Linked DNA regions of Mus musculus: region 2 is linked to region 1. Evidence: chromatin loops called from intact Hi-C (ENCODE). Cell type or tissue: heart. All regions are shown on one strand.

Region 1 (8,000 bases):
AGTCTTCCTGCTTCCTCTTCCATGACCAAGAAATCTTGGAGAGGGGGTTGGATACAGATGTACCATTTGTAGCTGAGCCCTCCACAGTATTTTTTCCATGATGTCTGACCAGTTGTGAGTTTCTTCATTAGTTGCCATCTGCTACACAAAGGGACATTTTTGTTGAATCTGGGAACTAAGTTAATCTCTACATAGGAAGATCCAGACTTAGAGGGCAGTCAACTTTGTGTCCATTTAGAAAAAGAAATAGTAGTGGGAGGAGGAAGAGGGGGGAGGAACAGGACGAGGATAAGGAAGGGGGAGGGGCGGGAGGAAGAAGGGAGAAGGAACAAGAGGAGGACAAGGTAGTAAGAACACCAACCATGACTCCTTGGTCATATCTTCAATATCAGACATGTATGTCTGCCTGTAAAGTGGGCTTTATATAAAGTAGAAATAGCATTTTGTCACTATTGCCCCTCTGGGTATATCTTTGCAGGCTAGCCATTACTGCAGTTGGTAGGTTTCACAGCTGGGTACAACTCGTGATGACATTTCTGCCACAGCAGCCTGCATACCACCTTTCAGTACTATGAGACCAAGGCAAAATGAGGGAAGCTTCACTTAATTTCTCCATATCCTGTGACCAATGTGTGCACCGTCTTCAGCTATGAGGTCTTACCACTAAATTCCGGAGGGAAAAAAAGAGCAATGGCAATGACCTGAGTGGTTCAGGGGGGTAGAGGACACCTCTGACCAACAACACAAGAGAAGGTTGCCGCTATAATTGTTTGGTTTGGTTTGGTTTGGTTTGGTTTGGTTTGGTTTGGTTTGGTTTGGTTTGGTTTGGTTTGGTTTGGTTCTTTTGGGTTGTTTGTTTGTTCTGGCAAATTTGGTGAGGACACCAGAGCTACAGAGTGCACTTTACCCCAGAACTCCTGGACTCAAAGCAATCCTCCTGCCTTGACCTTCAGACAAGCTGAGTCTATAAGTATGTATCATCATGCCAGACATTTCAAGGCACCATATGGCACATGATGAGTATGTGAAATTTTTATTTGTGAATTCAAAAAGCACATAGATATAATAAAATATCAAACTAATAGAATCAAACTTAAGTCTTAAGCACTGTACCATACCCCATAAGAGTGACATAATCCCTGTCCTCTCATGTTCTCTTTGTAAGTAACCACTCACAAGAAAGAAAAAGTAAGCATCCTAACTCAAGCAGAACCGGAGTGCCAAAGAGACACAGTAGAAGGACAAATATTTGCCAGTACAGTCAGTCAACATATTGATGTCTGAAAGAGAAGTAACCGTTTCCTCTTCTTCTTGGGCTCTTCCCTGCTTCAAATGCCTTTAACCTCATTGCCACAGCACTTAAAATGCTGCTTGGATTTCTCTCATTTCCATAGCTATGCACTGAAGCCCTAACTCTCTTAGGTTGGATTTTTTTCCTAGTTCTACCTGAGTCTATATACAGTTCCAGGTGCTGTTCTTGCAGCTGATTCATTTCCATTAGCTATGTACCCACTAGTGGGATGGTGGGGTCAAATGATAGGTAGATATAGATAGATAGATAGATAGATAGATAGATAGATAGATAGATAGATAGATAATATACATAGAATATACATATATAATAATATAGTACAGAAGAAGTAAAATCAAAATACACATTACTGGCATGAAAACAAGGTCTAAGGTCATTGCAATAGAAGAGAGAGTTCTCTGTCAAAATAAGCCACATGGAAGTCCTCTGCTTATGCACTACAGTGGGTCACAATTGTCTATACAGAGTTTTATATATATATACATGGAACATTGTAAGAACTTAACTCAAATTTTCAACCTCGGTAGCGAGTACTCATACCAGATGAGCCATTTCTCCAGCCAGAAGAACATCAATATGAACTAACCAGTACCCCCAGAACTCCTTGGAACTATACCACTAATCAAAGAAAACACATGGTGGAACTTGTGGCTATAGCTATATATGTAGCAGAGGATGGCCTAGTCGGTCATCAATGGAAGGAGAGGCCCTTGGTCCTGTGAAGGTTCTATGCCCCAATATAGAGGAATGCCAGGAGCAGGAATGGGAGTGGGCATGTTGGGAAGCAGGGGGAGGGGATGGGGATTTTCGGAAGGGAAAGTAGGAAAGGGGATAACATTTGAAATGTAAATAAAGAAAATATCTAATAAAAGAAGAGAGACTTCTATATTGTTTCCATAATGAAGATACTAATGGATGTTTCCACCATGTACATGTAAGAGTTCCATCTCAACGTTTCCTGTTCACGTGTCTTTTTAATCTGCCCATTCTAACTAGAATGCAGTGATATTTCATTTGTTTTATTTGCATTTTCCTGATGATAAGAGATGCTGCATAGTTTTTTCATGTTTTGACTATTTGTATGTCTTATTTTGAAAGATGTATACTCAGGCCTAACACCTAACTTTAAGTCAGAATACACGTGACATTTTGCTACGGGATGTTTTCGTTCCTCATATACTCTGGCTATCAAACCCTGTCTGGTGTATGGTTTATCAATATTTTCTTTCATTCTATAGATTATCTCTTCACTCTGTTGATTGTTTCCTTTGCTATATGACAACTTTCATTTGACATCATACTATTTCCTTTGGTCCCAATACTTAGGAAGAATTACCCAGAGAGTCTTCATCAATTACAATGTCATGTCTCGGACTTCTTCTGCTGGCTCTGTATTTCTGCTCTGGCATTTTCTTTCCAATTCATACTCAGTTGATATTTTCAAACACGCTGAGAGAGAAGGGTCTAGTTTCATTCTATATACATATACCCATTTTCTCAGTACCCTTTACTGAAAATACTGTCATTTTAGTATTGCTCTTCCCAGCATCCTTGCTGAAGATAAGTTAGCAGTGCATATATGGGTTTGTTTCTTGATTTTCTATTCTGTTGCAATGACCTTAGACCTTGTTTTTGTGCCAGTATCATGTATTTTAATTATACTTGTTTTGTACTATATTTCAGAACTGGGTAGTATAATGTCTTCTGTTTTATTCCTGTAATTAAAAATGTCTTTGGCCATTTGAGTAGTTTTTGTGTGTAAGAATTTTGGGATTTTCTTTTCTGTTCTATGAAGATTGTCACCAGCGTTGATTATGACAGGGCATCACTGCATAGTATAGGCCAGCCTTGAACACACCATGTAGCCCAAAGGAACTCATGATCCTTCTGATTTATTCTTTCAAGTGCTGAGAGTATGCAGCTGTATATCGCCACTCCATATCTGTCATTGGTATTTGCTAGGAATTGACTTGAATCTCTATGCTGCTTTGTGTAGTATGCATATTTAAATGACTTTGATTCTTCCTATCCATACATATGAAATGTACTTTATTTTGCCAGTCCTCCTCAATTCCATTAGCTAATGTCTTGTAGTTTCCATTGTGAAGACTTCTTAGTCCTTTGATTAAATTCATTCTGCTCTTTTGTTTTGTTTATATAGCTATTGTAAGTCTGACTGCTTTCTTAATTTCTTCTCCAGATGTCCACAAATGGAATATAACGATGCTACTGATTTTTTATGCTGGTTTACATGCTGCAATTTTGCTAATTTTCTTTATTAACTCTAGTAGATTTTAGTGGAGTCTCAAAGGTTTTCTACACAAATCGTATCCTCTATAAAGAATGACAATTTGGCATCCTCTTTTCCAACTTAAACACCTTTCATTCTTTCTCTTCCCTATTTGTTCTAAATGAACTCAATTTAATCTTGTTTAGTCCTTCCCCCTTTAGATTTCAATGACCTCACAATTTGAAAATAAGACTTAACTATTTTTTACATATACATATCATTTATTCTACTGGATACGGAGCTCCATAAGGATAAAGAGAGCTTCTTTTGCATTTTTATTAAAGACATGATACTAAAAGGATTCTGGATAGAGATCCAGAATAAGAAAAACCTGCAGGAGTTCCAGACAACCATAAGCCTTTTCTAGATTTCCATAAGTGGCTGACCCTTCTTCCTGAGTTGTTCTTCTATAACCCATTCTTTGTCCTGCCATCTTATATAACTTACATTTAAATCAGCAAGCTTTGATTATAAAAGGGCCAAGCAGTGCATCTCGCTGTTGTGATCCATGTGGCTGGTACAGGTTGTACGTGTTCAATTTTTCCTGAATAATATGTCAACTGCTCTTGGCACAGGCTTGTGAAACTCTTGTTTTAACAAATATCAAATTGTTCATTGAATTTATATTACACTCTATCATTTTAAATGGTGGTTTTTATCTTTCCAAAAGGCCTGGAATTAAATGACTTTTTCTCTTATTATAACTAATATCTTTCAATCTCCTCCTGTGTCATTGCACCATAATGCCTGTTATCCACCTTTAAAAATCTGAGCTCTCTTCCAAACTCTAGTTCACATAGCTCAACTTTTATAGAAATCTCTCTGAGACTTGAACAAAAGCTAGTTATGAATTCTTCTATCTTACACTTAGTAGTGCAATTTGAAATAACAGTGTGTGCTTACACAGTTGCCCCACCCACTATGAAAGGAGTTCTATTCAAAGAGCAGAGGTTGTCTCAGTTGTCTCCTTAGTCTTCAGGTATTGGCACACAATGAGCATTCATAAAATGTTTTTGTACTTGTATCATGACTATTCCCAACTGAGAAATGCAGTCACTTCCCAAGACCCAAAGACATGTTTGTCTCAGACTTGGTCAGATAACATCAGGCCAAGAAGTCAGGGAGTGGCAGTGAAGAGCAGCAGCCAAGGATCCTGGTCAAGAAGTGCAGAACTGGTTCTTTGTGCTATGCTCCAAGCACTGGGAGGCAATAATTGCCTTTTCATTCATTTTCTAAAGAATGGAAAATTGCATGTCTTGCCAAGTGGCCTTGCAGATACTTCCTCATGCAGATTAAGCACTCAGTGAAAGCAAGCTGTGGGCAGGTATTACAGAGATTAGCTTGACTGTGGGTGGCAAGCCGCTCAGACTTGATGCTGCACCTTGTTTACACTAAGAGGGGAGAGGAAAGGAAAGGTCTAGGAAGGGAGGCAAGAAAAAAACCAAAATGGAAAGAAAGCACTTTGTTCTCATCTAGAAGTGCATGGAAATGCCATTCACAGAAGGCCAACGTGAAAGAAGTGAGAGACAAAGGCCTGAACACTACTTGCCCCCAACCTTTTATTCATAGCATCCATGGAGGTCATTGTCTTCCCTAACCCCACCACCTTCTTCTTCCCCACCACCCAGTCTATCACAAATGTATCCCTGCCTTTTAACAATGTCTATAAAAGAGAGAAAAGTCTACATGAACATGCCCAGAAAACCAGAGGTGAAAATAATTATAACCCACTTGTGAAGTGCAGGTTCAACTCCAATGCTTACATTCATTAGAAGCTGTCTATCTACAGAAGTTACATCTGTCTGGGGACAGTTTTCTTTTTGAAGTATAAATTCTGTATATTCCTCGACACCTAAATGTCAAAACTTAACATCTAACTTCAATACTACTCGCTCAGATTAGAGAAGGGAGAAAGTCGCAATGAAAAGTAGCATATCTATCTTTAGGTTTGAATTTTTTTTAATTTTGGGGGATTGGTTTGGAGGACATGTGATGTACATGCTCCATGGCCCCTTCTCTGCATCACCTTGTGAAGATCAAGATCAACATCTGTTTCATTGATCTGACTAGAAGAGAGAACTGTATGCAGAATTCAAGCCAAAGAGAAACCTATTCAACAGGCCTGGAATACCCAGGCTGACTTTCTACAGTGATTAAATTGCCCACATAACTCTTTAATCTCCCTCCTAAATGCTATCAAAACAGAACTGTATCCCTGTTTTATCAGCTATAAAAGAGAGCTTACTCACTTAAATAAGCAAAACTTCATTCTTAGTCCTCAGAGCAAGCCTGGGAGTGTGGTCCACACAGCAGGAAACTGACATGTGAGGGCTTTTGGCCATGGACCATCTCTACTGTTAGATTCTGCCAGAAAAGCTATATATAAATCCTGAAATTCACTTTTGGGGGAGTGTTGCTGAGCTGGGGAAGAAAAATTGAAAAATAAATGAAGAGATCAGTCCACAAGGTTATACAATCATCTACATAACAGCACAGTGATTCAGAGAAGACCAGAGATCAAGCCTGACTCTTCTGACCTCATTAATTAAACTCTGAAAGACCTTGTGTTAATTTACATTAACCTCCATGTCTTCTGAGCTCATCTTTAAAGTGGAATACTTTTCTCTACCTTGATCACATACTTCTGGAAAAAGTCAAAATACAAATGTCCGAAAATTATTCTCTTTGCTGTTATTACCGATGTATTCTGAAGGTAAATAATTGATGTAGGCAAAAAGAGATGGGTGTCTACAAAGCCCCTAACCTTTCTGATGTGAGATATATCAGGCTCTTATGTACTCAGTCAGACTAGAGGTTCATCCATTACATAGGACACAAACCATCTGAGGAATCCTCCAATTTTCAGATTCAAACTTTCTTGTTTCTTTTGGATACCCAGTCAAGGAATAGGGATTTTTGAAAAATACATGTCAGAATCGGGTGATGGTAGTGTATGCCTTTCCTTTAATCCCAGTGCTTGGGAAGCAGAGCCAAACAGATTTGAGGGCAGCCTGGTCTACAGAGTGAGTTCCAGAACAGCCAGGGATACACAGAAAAATCCTTTTTTGAAAAAAACAAAAACAAACAGATGGATGGATGGATGGATACCCATCCGTATGGTTGGTGGGCAGACAGATATAGGTACATATAGCTATAGATACAAATAGGTATAAATACATATAGATGTGCCAAAAACAATGTATGTTCTCTTTCATTTCAGGTTCCTAGCTCCAAAATCTCAGATGTGAGTCTATACCCTGGGGTAACTATAGAAACCAGGAAAATAAAGAGGAATTATTGCAATGGGGGGAGCAAGCAGAAAGGAGTGGCGGGGCATAAGTGATCTGAAAAGGAAAATGGGGCTTTAATTATGGAGGAGAGGGACACACATATAGAAGGAGAAAAGAGGACAAAATAACAGTAAAAATATCTGAGAAAAGTCATAAGGAGTCATACTATTGACTATCCAAAACAAAAAACAAAAACAAAAAACAAAAAAAAAAAAACCATATCCGCAATGCATAGAAGGCAGTGCATGAATATGCATGCAAAGTTTAAATAAACTGTGCCCATATGTGTCAAAAATGTTCTGCAACCCCATCCCTACCCCCATGCCATGAGCCACAGATCATCTGAAAAATAAACAAGCATATAACAACAACAACAACAACAAAACTTAACACCAGCCCCTATTGCTGAAGACATCATGCACTCAGACACAGGACCAAGAGGCCCTAAGCTGAATCTAACATGAAAGCTTCCTCCCTGAGAACCAGTTTCCAGGATACCAGAAGGTGCCACGCAAGCTTCCAAGGGAGGGAAATAACCAACAGCCATCCCATCTATGACGCCTATTGAACATATCAATATCCAACACATCACAGTAACCCTAAGGGTGCAAAAGTGGTAGGTACACTTTGCTTATAACCAACAGCTCTCTTACTAGACTTACTAGGCAGAGAACATTACAGAAAAATCGCAGCCAATCAAAATGCAGGGTTGAAGAGCCCAGACCACACAGTCCATCTATAACACACTCCTGTACTTAAGGAGTGGAAAAGGGGACAAAAAAGAGTATGTGCCAGAGAACCAGGAATTTCCTGCAGTGTTGTGTCTCCTAATAATATAAGAAGCTATGCCCACTATGGCTCACTGATATCTGCCTAAACATGACCTGAAGAGAAATGATACCAATTGACATGGTGACATAGAAGAGAAGCTCAAAAGACCTCAACTTTAGACAAAGAAATACTAGTAACTAAAGAAAACAGCTAGTGGGAGAAATTGCTTCTCCAGGGAAGAGGTTCCTAGCTACTTATCCAGTAGCAAACGGTCAGTCCTAAAAAATACATTTACAGGTGGAGTGAACATGTTGTATTTGTGTGTGTCTGTGTGTCT
Region 2 (8,000 bases), 200 kb after region 1:
CCACTGATGAGTACCACTGAGGAATCGATGTTTAATTCTACCCAGGAAACTGTATTCTATTAACTAGGTTGCTCTACATTTGACTCTAATGGAGTCTGAATGGTTTCCTGCGGCTAGCAAGCACCACCTGAAACAGCAAGTTACACCCAAGATAGACATGTTCAGGATGCAAAGGGACCTGAGTTGCCCATGCATTGCATATCGCTGGCGATAATGAGGACTAAGGATACATATCGGGGGTTCTCCAAAAATAGATTAGAACAGCAGCTGAAGCCAGGATCGTTTGAGGGTTAGAGAGCCTGGCTCCTCCTTCTATGAAGCTATTTATAAAGCATACTCCCAATGTTCAGTAGTTTATTTAACTCAGAAGTTGGAAGAACAACTACTAACTGCATCATCTGCCTACCTTCTGCAGTACCAGTAACAAGGAAAGTAGTCTTGGATGTTCTAGAAGCCTGTTTGCCTCCATACTCTGGCCTATGGCTGTATTCTAGTAATGCTTACAGCTTCATTTCTAAACCCTCTCTAGGCTCTAATCAAATCCTCATAGGTTTCTGATGTGTGAGAATTAAGCCCAAGACTAAACATGATTTCTTTTTTATTCTGTCTTAAGTTGAGTTTGCTGGTAAGAGATGCTCAAGTATGTGTTTGGAAAATTGCAAAAGCAGACATGTTTTGATGCCATGTTCACTAGAAAATGATATATATGAGAGAGAGAGAGAGAGAGAGGCAAATTTTGTCATACAAGATATAGATCTACATCTAATTGAACACTCAAAATTTTCATTCCCCCACCCACCCAATAGAATTCACATTTTTAAAAACTATGTTGTTGTCCTGGAAATGTTTTACAAGCTATCCTTTTTCTACCTGTATTTGGTAAATATAAAAATATTAAATAACTTCCAGATTTTTTATAGAATATAATCAATATTCAGTTTTATATTAAAGTACAAACATTCTTAAATTAAAAATTAAGTTATTCAATGATAAAATAAAGCTTAAAGTGATTTAAAAACAAGTAATAATAAATGTTAGCATTTAATGCCTTGTGTCCTACACAACAATATTCCCTAGAACCACGAGACAATTGGTTGATCAGATGATAAAATAAGCATACATTTCTGGAAATAAGTGGAAAACCTTGGACATTATTTCTCTCCCCATTACCTATTTTATTTTACAAAGAAAATGAAACAGAGAAATACAATTCACTACCTAGGATCAGGCAAGGCTGTCAGGAGAAGTTGCTTTTCAACGCTATTTCTATAAGCGCATTTCTTTCTTTCCCAAATGAATCACCGTGTTCCAGGGTAACAATTACAGCCGCCATGCCCTTTGCATCGGGAAGCTGCACCCACACAAATCAAGCCAATATTATCAGCGTGGAGACAGCCAAATGCCTCTGTGCTTGGACCCTTCTTTCAAGGAAGAATAGCTATCCTGCACGATTCCATCTTTCAACATAAGAGTACCTAGTAACATTCATTGTTAATTCACTTATCATGCTTGCCCTGGTCAAAAGCTGCAAAGGAAACCTGACCTATGCTTGCAGGTTATTGCCTACAAAGTCTCTAAAACTGGTAAACTGGAACAATAACCCACATGACTATAAGGTTTCCCAAAGCCCCAGAAAGGAATAACACCTAGAATCAGGAATGTTTTACTGAATAAAAAAGGAACCAAAATGACAATATTAACCTATTAGGAGCTTTGGTTATACTTTTTAGAAATTTTAAAAAAAATCATCCCATACATATGGATTATGTGATATCTCATACTTGGCTTACTAATATTTATGACGTTTGATGTGTTAAAATTTAGCCCAAGACTAAACATTAGTTAGTTTTCATTCTGCCTTAAGTTGAGTTTGCTGACAAGAGATGCTAAAGTATATATTTGTATGCAGGGAAAATGACCCATGTCACATTCATGGGGGCAGGGAGGAAGAGAGGAAGAGAGAGAGAGAGGAAGGGAGGTAGGAAGGGAAGAAGGGAGAGGCAGGGGTGGGGTGGGGAGGCAATCTTGTTAAGTGAAGATAAAGATCTACGTGTTTATATCAATGCTTTGGCAGATCTCATGTAGACCTCAAGGGCTGACCTGATATGTTTATCAGAGCAGGAGGATTGAGCCTTTGAACTGCCACATGGGCCAGCCAGGGACTCTTGGCTTCATAGAAGGAAGAAGTGGGATTTAGGTGAAGGAGATCCCCCACAATTGGAACATGGGATCTTACAGCATCTAACACTCACAACAGTTAAACATGTGCCTTGATCAGGGTGGAACACTACTGTACTGGTTTGGCTGTATGGATCAACTTGTTTTATGTATGTAATGTTCACCTCCCTGTCACAGAATAGGCACTCCAGATTCAGGACGGTAACTTCCTAAAATGATCTTGTAAGTCAGAAGATCTGCTTCTGACACCTTGGCTATCCTCAAAGCCATAAATAATACATACGGTCTCCCTGCCTTGCCCATTTAGATTCCCCTCATTAGCAATCAGTGCTTCTGTTGTCTACATAGCAATCTGTGGACTGTTGACTCACAGCATTTCCTAATGTGAAATATCCTGCCTCTAGGACCCAAAGATGCGCCCCCCCCCCCGAGCCCTCAAAAGCTTCACTCAGAAGTCCTCTAAATCTGCACCAGCCCTTCCCCTACCCAGAGCATTGCTATCCAACGAGTTGCTCTGATGACAGAAATATTCTGCCTCTGCTCTTTCCAATATCATACGATGAGCTATTGAAGTGTGCTGGATTTAACTGAACTTTAAAAAGGTTTTCAATCTTAATGAATTTTAATGTAAACAGTCATATTAATTGAGGCTGCGGGCTACAAGACTGGATATTGTAATTCTAGAGCTTGTCTGTCTCATAGAGATTCTTAATATATTGCCATCACTCTGATTAACAGGGTGTCAGCCATACACCCTAACATATATTGAGTGGAATAGCCACACAGTTCTCATCAGACTATATTACAACTGATCACTAAAGAATCAATTTTGCATTTAGACAAACTCTAAATGTGTACTGCCACCTCACCTAAAGAAGAACCATTATTTATTTGGTTTGGTTTGATTTGGTTTGGTTTGGTTATTTTGGTTTGATGAAAAGACCTTACTATGTAGCTGGTTTTGAACTAATGATCTGCTTCAGCCTCGTGTCTGCTGGCATTACAGGTGTATGCCACCACACCATGTGACAACGTATGTTTAATCCTCCTTTTGGTAGGGATAAAATCGAGTGAACCAACCAGGTCAATGGTTACATGCCATAGACCTGAGCTTGGGTTAATGAATTCTAACAAAGAATGGCCCCCCATAACTGAAGCTACAACTTGGGTAACTTTGTCAGGTTGAAACCAGTTTGTGTGAGTGTGTTTCTATGTGTTTATATTATTTTATTTTGAGGAACAAGACAAAAATAGGTACAAATGTGATAGAACTCAATTTTAAATCACTAGCATATAATTTTTAAAAAATTCATCTAACATGCCGTTTCAGAATCTTCTACTTGGGCATTCCCTTTGCAATAGGTCTCACCTACAAACAAAAGGTGCTGAGTTAGAATTTAGTGAGTACTAATTATGTCCATTCTAATTATATTTGCAAGGACAGGTAAATGGCCAACAGACAGAGCCAGAAAACTCCGGGTAGCATTTGGAAGTGAAAGGGCAAACAGCTTCTGACTTAGTATAGTCAATTTAAAATTTCCAACTTTACAATGGTGTAGAAGGGTAGATGCTCAGTAGAACTACACAACAGTTTTAAATTTTTGATCTTCTCCCAGGCCAGCAACAGCCTGCTAAAAAACTCTTGGGATGCCAGCTTCAAGCAATAAGCTCGAGTCCCCAGTCACCCTTGCAAGCACAGGGATAAAGATGGACAGTTTATAGTATATTGTGTTGCCCAGACGTGATGTTTATCAGGTAGTAAAATTATATTCATCTGAATTATAATATTTTGATTTAAGACGAATTTATTCCTATGTAACTCCATTGAAAGTCAAGGATGCTCCCAGTCAGCTAATGGATGGATCACAGGGCTCCCAATGGAGGAGCTAGAGAAAGTACCCAAGGAGCTAAAGGGATCTTCAACCCTATAGGTGGAACAACATTATGAACTAACCAGTACCCCTGAGCTCTTGACTCTAGCTGCATATGTATCAAAAGATGGCCTAGTCGGCCATCACTGGAAAGAGAGGCCCATTGGACACGCAGACTTTGTGTGCCCCGGTACAGGGGAACGCCAGGGCCAAAGGGGGGGAGTGGGTGGGTAGGGGAGTGGGGGTGGGTGGGTAAGGGGGACTTTTGGTATAGCATTGGAAATGTAAATGAGCTAAATACCTAATAAAAAATGGAAAAAAAAAAAAAGAATGGATCAACAAGACGTTAAAAGGAGGAAAAGAATATGCTCAGAATACACTGTCTGTAAGGGCTAAAGTTTAAAAGGTTAATTAAAATATTTTATATATCTGTAAAAAAAAAAAAAAAAAAAAAAAAAAAAAGAAAGTCAAGGAAACTCAGTATCATTAACTGAGCCAATGAAGGGTTGTTGATATATGAAGAACAACTACCAATAATGAGGTTTTCATAGACAGCTGACCAGTGAATGACCCACTTCCACCTATAACTGTCTTCTTCAGTTCACTGGTGGCCCTAACTACCATACTCCAAGTCCCTAGGAAGCAAATTTAAATGCTGATTGCTTGCAGTTACCTTTTAGGGAATTGACCAGACAAATACCTGCCTACAAAGGACTAAGAAACCACTGCTGGTCAGATGTTGAAATCCAACTGTGAAGCAATGGAAACAAAGGCCTTCATGAATTCCTAGAGAACTCCGGAGCTGGCACAGCCCTTAAGGAATTCTGAATTTAGGCCAGAAGTTTGGTTCTTTGAGTTGTCCTCAGTACTAACAGCCATCAGTCACTGAATGCAAGCTGTCCCTGGGGAGGAAGCACGGACTTACACAAGGAGACTCCCTTTGGCAAAGGACAATGGCCAGAGAAACAGGGTGATTTCTGGAGAGGAAATCAGCTGTTTGCCTCAGGAACCAACACTCCCAGCTGTTGACAGATAAAGTAAGTGAGCGTCTCACACAGAAGAATTGGCAGTAGGTGCACAGAAGGCCTGGAAGCAACAGGAGCCCAGCAACCACCAAAGTTCCTTGCCTGGTTTTGCCTGAGCACCCCTCCTGCCTTCTTAAGCCTTCTCTTGCCCATCTAGATGAGAGGGCAGAGAGCTGAATTCCCATTAATTGCTTTTTACTAATTATTCTGATTTCCTATTCTATACATTTATAGTTTTTTCAGATGGTATTTTTCAATATAAGGAAAGGGGGGGCATTTATGGAGATTTTTTTTCTGATTCACACATTGTTTCACTTAACCTCAAAGTCAAAATCTAATTTTTGTTGCTGATGCTGCTGTTGTTAAAACACTTTATCCAGAGGCATGGAGAAAGTTTGGGAGAAGTCCACACTGTCTGCTGTCCTCCACAGGGCAGATCTTAGAGCTCTCCCCATCTCTCTTTTTATATATATATATATATATATATACATATATATATATATATGTATATATATATATATATATATATGCTAAGGATGTCTTTCTTTTATCACTTTGCATGTTCACAAGGTATCTTAAATCTTATTTTCCAACACAGCTTTACCAAGTATGCTGTGGAATCTATTGGTTTACTTGTTATCAGAGGTCACATCTATCTAGCCTTTAAATACAAACTGTGTGTGCTCGCACTCGAGTGCATATGTGTGTTTGTAGACATAGATAGACAGATCACACAGATGTGTCAACTGTCTCTCAGATGCATCTAAAGAAAAACCCTCAGAATCCAATCTTATGAATGTCGATGAGACTGGACAGGCTTACTAACTTCTGTGATTAAATATCAGGACCCAAAACAAGCTGTGAAGGAAAGGATTTATTCTGCTTACAATTTTCTATCGCTGTTCATCACCAGAGGAAGACAGGACAGGAACTCAAACAGGGTAGGGACCTAGAGGCAGGAGCTAATACCAAGGTCATGGAGGGGTGCTACTTACTGGCTTGTTTCCCCTGGCTTGCTCAGCATGCTTTCTTATAGAATCCAGGTCCATAAGCCAGGAATAAATAGCTTCACCCACAATGGGCTGGGCCCTCCCCTGTCTATCACCAATTAAGAATATGGCCTACAGCTGTATACCTCTTAGGGAAGCATTTTCTCCTTTCAGATGACTCCAGCTTGTGTCTAGTTGGTATAAAAACTAGCTGGCACAACTTCTGTTATGCACCCTCAAGGAAAATATTTCGATTCCATTCTTAGAAGTTTCTATGTACCTCTTTAAATAGCAACCAGCAAAATTCACAATTAGCAAGTGTTCTCGGCTATCGAGCTAAGCCCCTCCCACTGCAATTTCATACCATTCCTGTTTTCGTGCTCATGACTTGAGAGGAGCCGCCAACCACTCTATATTGACAGCCATTATTTTTCATATGCTGAACTTTACTATGATGAACTTATGCCTAAGCAGTCTCTGACACAATGACGTACCTTATTCAGCTATTGACTACTTCTAAATTATTTAGTAATGTTAATCTTATTAATACCTTCTCTGTAAATACTCTCACAATGTAACAAAGTTCATGTTGTCCAATAGCATTTGATTTGGAAAGACAAATGTTTTAAGTGTTGCTAGTTCAGTAATCAATCCTTGGAAATATAGCTCTTTTCCCCCAGTGGGCCAGTTCAATCTTTGGGGTATCATGAACAGATGCAAATTTCTTGATATGATTCCTCATATGTGACAGTGTTCAATGTAACATGTTTCCTGATGTTTACAAAATTAGAAGAAGAAAAAATGAATAAGTCTGTCAAACACATTTTCATTATATGTAGAGTTAAAAAGAACTGCCCACACAAAGACAAAACAAAGGTCTAAATTCACATTTTGAGGAACATCTAGAGGAAATAATGATTAGAATTCATTTTCACCTGACATATAAAATATAAAAACATCTGCAGTGGTTTCCCCAGTCTTTATAAGGTACCCTTACATAGGAAGTGAATATATCATATGCAGTCATATGTCAGGACACAGTTCCCACTCCTGAACCTGTACTAAACTAACCTTGACTTCTCATTTTACAAGTTGCCTCCCACAAAAGGCTGCAAATCTAAGAAGCTCTGTACCCTGTGCTTGTGGTCCCTCTGTGGGATGGCAATGGGTACCTTTGCGTCTTAATTTCATATTATTCTTAAGCACCTCCCAACTCTAACTGTTGACAGTGGGCCAATCTGTCTGATGCTGCTTCAAACTTCAAGTGTCCTCACACAGGGTCAGGAGGGCAGCTGTGAGGCTGTGCAACGCCCTTTAACAAAAATGCCTGCCATTTGGCCACCCAGCCAAACAGTCAAGCACGGGAAGAAAGTTATTAGTTTATCATCATTACAATAAAGTTTGAATGTGAGTTATATTGTTCCTATTCTTCATCTAGGAATGGAAGTGTCAGAGAAATTAAACATTATACCCGAGCCACACAGTCAGAAGGGAGCGGAAGTGGACCTTGAGTGTGTGTCCAGGATTCTACAACACAGGTATTTCCCATTATGCCCTACAGATCCTCACTCTCTTGTTTTGGCGGGACACCCTAATGGTTCATAATAGGATTTGTGGAACTTGACTGGTTTCTGACTCTTTGATTTGCTATTTCCTAAATCATCAACTACTTAGTACCTTTGTATGTTAGTTCCATGATAGTACAACGCAGTTAATGTAAGTATATAATGTAACATTGATATAAGGATAACACATTGTAATAGAGAAAAAAATTAGAGAAATAACAGAGAAATAATTAGGATATACAAATATAATTTGGGAATAGTATAGTATAGAAGGTGATATCAAATTAGCAGAAAAGGCCCACACTGGAAATATAACAATGTGAATGAAGAAGGGCAGCAACACACTTGTCCAGCTACCCCATTTAGACTCTA

The links. Peaks named below come from ENCODE experiments on the same cell type or tissue, not always from the same donor. Only the 100,000 strongest peaks of a DNase experiment are listed, where the experiment ranks them.
Region 2: a loop joins it to region 1, with 9 times the contacts of the local background. A loop is called at or near these places in 2 of 42 quality-filtered maps.

Annotation. Positions count from the first base shown.
Region 1 is chr10:98,656,155-98,664,154 of GRCm38, forward strand. No RefSeq gene overlaps it. Among named protein-coding and RNA genes, the nearest start is that of Gm34297, 120 kb to the left of the region's middle. In heart, no CTCF peak of the experiment used is centred here; a DNase peak (open chromatin) is centred at 4,787.
Region 2 is chr10:98,852,614-98,860,613 of GRCm38, forward strand. All of the region lies in intron 6 of Gm34346 (a long non-coding RNA gene), which reads right to left. Among named protein-coding and RNA genes, the nearest start is that of Gm34346, 26 kb to the right of the region's middle. In heart, no CTCF peak of the experiment used is centred here; a DNase peak (open chromatin) is centred at 4,958; H3K27ac peaks cover 524 bases.